Linked DNA regions of Mus musculus: region 1 is linked to region 2. Evidence: chromatin loops called from intact Hi-C (ENCODE). Cell type or tissue: left cerebral cortex. All regions are shown on one strand.

Region 1 (2,500 bases), 100 kb after region 2:
TTTAAAAGACCCAACTCCGTTTCGAATAACACCTACATGCAAAGTGTAAAATGTGTACTAAGTCCAGTTATCTGCAGTTTCTCCGTTGTCATATGGGCTTGTGCTGTACTGTTTATCCGCATGTGTCCAAGAACTAGCCTGAGTTACACACTCATTTATCCATGTGCCCGTTGATACGGTGCTGGTCTCTGGGTGCATGTGCATGCACACACACACACACACACACACACACAGAGAGAGAGAGAGAGAGAGAGAGAGAGAGAGAGAGAGAGTCACACACACCATCCCAGAATTAACAGAACATTCTCCACTTTTGGTAAAATACAGACAAGCAAACTTTACAGAGCTGACACAAAACCAAATTTTAAGGGGGCAGGCACATCTTGTATTTTGTCACGGCAAATGAATGCATTACAGTCCTGGCATGCTTTCCTAATGTCCTGCGCCCAAACTCCCAATTTCAAGCCTATTAAGGCAGAATATCTAATGGCAGAGACATAGAAGACTGTACTGGCTTCTGTAGCTTTAAAATTGGTCACCCATTCTGTCTGGACAATTGCCACAGTTGCCAGGACTGCATGGCCTTTGTTCTGGTGGGATGTCCGAGGGGAGCCCCTGTGCAGTGCACATTGCCATCCGGTTCCCTGCGGTCTTACAGAAGTCTGGGCGGAAAAGTTTGAAGCGCTAGACCCTTTCTCACATCCTTGGAGAAGGGGAGGGGATAGGACCCCGAGGGAGGGTAGCAGAGCCAGCCTGGGAGGCGCGGTCTCCGCGAACGCGTGAGAGCGCGTGAGAAGGAGGGAGGGACGCGGGGCGCGGCGGGGAGGCGGGAGGGCGCCAGGACCAGGCGACCGCCCTGTTCTTGCGTGGAGACCCAAAGGAACCAGGAGGACCAGAAGGGACGGAACCCAGCTGTGGACTGTGTAGGGAGAGGGGCGGAGCTCGGACCGAGTGGCAGGGACGCGGCTGCGGCCCGAGGGGCGGGGGCTGCGAGCTGCCAACGGGTGGAGTCGGGGTCCCCATCGCGTCTCAGCGCAGCACATCTCCGCCAGTCTGCTCCGTGACCCGGCGTCCAGGAGCAGAGCAGAACCGCCGGGACCGTCCGTTGTTGGATCCCGGGGCACCGGGGATCGTTCTTCGTCAGGTAGGGTCGGCGGCAGGGTGTCTCATGTAGGGAACTTGGAGAATCCGAGGTTCCGGGTCCTGTAGCATGAAGGGACCACGCAGGGTCGCCAGCGCTTGTCCCAGCTGCTGTAGTGAGCGCTGGACAGGCATGGGGCGTGGGGCATGAGGAGTGGTGAAGCGGTTTCTAATTCCTTTCCAGCAAGGACCCTGCCACCTTTGGGATGTGGGAAAGGAGGCCAAGACCAGAATCTTTCTTAGAACTCTGGATTTAACCACAAGGAGGCAAATTTGGCAATTTGTAGAAAGAAACCTCTAGTTGCCATGGGAGATGTGGCGCTGTCACCTATGCAAAGGCTCCCGGGCGATGGGATGCACTTCTTCCTCTTCTCTGGGGATGGAAATGAGACTTGGGAGAACAAAGATGATGCTGGCAAGAGCTTGCCAGCTGGCGCCTCTTGCACATATCCCTCTGACCCTTGGCCTCAACCTCCCATTGTCTTAAGGCCAGGGACAAAGTGAGGGGCAGGTCAGGACTTACAGCTCTGTGCGTCCCAGGACCACAAAGGCTGCCTTTCCTTTCTTAAACACCTCGATAGGCAGAAGCCCTCCTTTTAACTAGTCTCTTGGACACCTTCAACATCTTCTGAAAGGAAATAGTGATTTTCAGAGACCTGGCCAGCTATCTGTGCCTTTTCCTCACTTGTGGCTCAGAATGGATTTGGGGTCAGTGTGTTAAGACTTTGTGTTCAACACTTGTCACCTGAAGGGACTATTGATCACTTTAGAAGCCATCAAAAAGCCAGGTCAAGCAAGACCTGGCTGTTCTGTGCTCGCCACAAAAAGGACGGTGTAAGGACCAGTCTTTACCCTCATGTATGTGCAAGGTGCGAGCGCGCGCGCGCGCGCGCGTGTGTGTGTGTGTGTGTGTGTGTGTGTGTACACAGGCACGCACGCACGCATGCATGCACGCACACATGCATGCACGTGTCATGTGTTTCTGAGACGCTTTAAGTAGGACTTTCTTTGAGAGTCATGGGAAGTCTCTGGTGTCCTGCCAGGATGACAGTTGTCCCACATTACTGCCAGGGTCTGTGATGCTCTTGTCACCCTGTCATGCCTGTCCTGAAACATTTAGTTTAGAATCAGGGTAGGCATCAAAGTCACCCATGAGATCTTGGAATGAAAGCCAGGCTCAGGAGGGACCTCTGCAGGTTCCTTACAGAGCCAGAGTTGCTTCAAGTTTGCTCTTGGTATATTTAAAGGGTTCAGTTGTTAATATTACAGAGGTACCAGTGATGGACAGTTAACTTTAACATTTCTATGGTGAGTGAAGGGGGAGACGAATGTGAGCCCACAAGACTTATATTTGGTGGAT
Region 2 (2,500 bases):
ACCACTTCCTTGTTAATGTTTGAACAAACTATCCCACTCAGAGAAGGGTTGTTCCCATGTCAGTCCCTCTAGAAGCCTCTCATTCGCCTGATCCAGCCAATTGATCTCTGCAGCTCCATCTCCAGACCTCTCCATCCATCGCCGAATGGGCACAGGTGACCGTGCCAATATTGCTTAACCAAGTGTATACTTCCCCCCAGGACAATCAAGTAAAATAACACTCACTTTCTCCTGAAACGACAAACTCCTTTCAGTCTACTGGTAGGGTTTGTAATGTCTTATCTTTCACTATTCCTGTATCTTTGACAATTTCTTAAATGTATTTTTATAATTTTTTATTTAAATCTTTGTAATATATTGAAGTAGATGAAATTATCTCCCCTCCAAATAATACCCATAAGACTATCCAGAGTGTCACAATTACCAAAGTTCGAGGACCTGCATCTGTCAATGTATTTGCTGTTACAAACAACAACAAAAAGCCAGAAGAAATGATAACTTAACAAAGAGTGAGTAGAGTTATGGCCCCCAAAGACTTAGTAGACTCAGATATTTTAGCAATTTATTTAAGAAGCACTATGATTGAGAAATCATTTGCTAAATATTCATTTTCAATTAGGCTTTTAAGTGGAATGTCTCATATTCACCCCAGTTGTAGTGAGCCAAATTACTTTGGCTAAATTGCTTTCAGCCTAATCAGATGCTATTTCTTAATACGAAGCCTCCTGTAACTACTAGCAATTAATTGAAGCAGCCTTAAAGATCCTCTTCCATTAGAGAGATTGTCTTCAGGGATCAGTCATTTTTATGATGTTTGTGAGAAAAAAAAAAAACCAGAATAAAGAACAGGTTCCCTACTGTCAGCTGTCAGGGTATTCCCTCGGTTCTGTTCTGCTGCTTGCTTAAGAAGGCTCAGTGGTAGAGTCATTGACTGTCATGCATGAGTTTGGGTTTAGTTCCTAAACAAGGGGGAGGGAGGGAGGGAGGGAGGGAGGGAGGGAGGGAGGGAGGGAGAGAGAAAGAGAGAGGGAGGGAGAGAGAGAGAGAGAGAGAGAGAGAGAGAGAGAGAGAGAGAGCTGCTCAGAGCAAACACCCAGATTTCTGACCTTAATCAGGAACTTGTGTGAAAACACCCTCTTCTTAGAAGAGAGGCAAGGCTCTGTGAAAGAGTACTTATTTATTTAAGCTCACTGAGAACAATAATGCCCTTTGAAAATGATGTCTCGTGTAATTTTAATATTACAAGAAACACTTTCTTTGTCAGCCACAAATTCAAAGCTTCACAAGATCATATTCTCATCATTAAAAATTTTATATAATTTTCAAGCGGCTTAATTTATTACAGGGAAAGATTAAGACCATGAGAAAATTGGGTTTCAGTCCCATCCAGCGTCTTAATGTTGAGCATAAAAGGCTTTATAGTAGTTGCCACTAGGTGGGGGCAGCACAGCAGTTGCTTCTGCTCGGAGCATCTAAGAATAGAAAGCCTTTCTTAGAGATAGAGAGGAACCACAAATCTGGAATGCTTCTGCTAATTATAAGCAGCCTCTTTGAAAGAGGAGTTGAATTTAATTACAGGGACTTCTTTCCTCCACATCACCTGTCCTGCTTAGTTAGGGAAAGCCCATACCCTGGCCCCACACTTTCTTCACTCTCTTGTGTTCATCCCTTCTCAGGGGCTGCAGCAGATGACAGCCACGCTGCAATGGTGAGTGAGGGCAGAGCAGAAGACATCTGGAGAGTGTGGGTGAGCAAGCTCAGCATAGGAAGAGCTCAGTGCTGTATCTCAGAGACAAGAGACCTGATCTTCTTTAACACTGCAAAGCAGAGATGCATTTTGATACAGTGTGCCTATTGCCAAGAAGGGGTAAGACAAAGGAAGACTTTTGGAAGGCACTTAGGACCTGACGTTCTGGATGAGAACTGACAGGACCTTGCTTTTGCTTCTGTATTCTCTCTCTCCCTTCTCTCTCTCCTCTCTCTTCTCTCTCTCCTTTCTCCCTCTCTCCTTTCTCTCTCTCTTCTCTCTCTCCTTTCTCTCTCTTTCTCCTCTCTCTGTCTCTCTCTGTCTCTCTCTCTGTCTCTCTCTCTCTCTCTCCTCTCTCTCTTCTCTCTCTCTTCTCTCTCTCCTTTCTCCCTCTCTCCTTTCTCTCTCTCTTCTCTCTCTCCTTTCTCTCTCTTTCTCCTCTCTCTCCCCCCTCTCTCTGTCTCTGTCTCTCTCTGTGTCTGTCTCTCTGTCTCTCTCCCTCTCCTCTCTCTCTCTCTCTCTCTCTCTCTCTCTCTCTCTCTCTCTCTGCACATATATATGGATCAGTGCTCAGGAGTACCCAGGAGAGTTAGATCCCCTGCAGTCACAAATAGTTGTGAGCTGCCTGACCTGGTGGTACCAGGACCCAAACTCTCTACCAGAGCAGCAAGGGCTCTTACCTTCGAGCCAACTCTCCATCTTTGTCTACTTTTGATGTGACTAAGACAACAAGGGCCCCAGCAGTAAATATAG

Evidence for each region. Hi-C counts contacts between places; a loop is a spot of excess contacts. Peaks named below come from ENCODE experiments on the same cell type or tissue, not always from the same donor. Only the 100,000 strongest peaks of a DNase experiment are listed, where the experiment ranks them.
Region 1: a loop joins it to region 2, with 4 times the contacts of the local background. A loop is called at or near these places in 7 of 42 quality-filtered maps.

What each region holds. Positions count from the first base shown.
Region 1 is chr8:10,153,103-10,155,602 of GRCm38, forward strand. It overlaps Myo16 (myosin XVI), which reads left to right and starts at 809. Exons shown (of 35, transcript NM_001319151.1): 1 at 809-1,144. In left cerebral cortex, a CTCF peak has its summit at 1,387; DNase peaks (open chromatin) are centred at 620, 961 and 1,364; H3K4me3 peaks cover 1,565 bases; H3K27ac peaks cover 1,222 bases.
Region 2 is chr8:10,052,200-10,054,699 of GRCm38, forward strand. No RefSeq gene overlaps it. Among named protein-coding and RNA genes, the nearest start is that of Tnfsf13b, 47 kb to the left of the region's middle. In left cerebral cortex, a CTCF peak has its summit at 1,431 (motif pointing right); DNase peaks (open chromatin) are centred at 1,508 and 1,679; H3K27ac peaks cover 553 bases.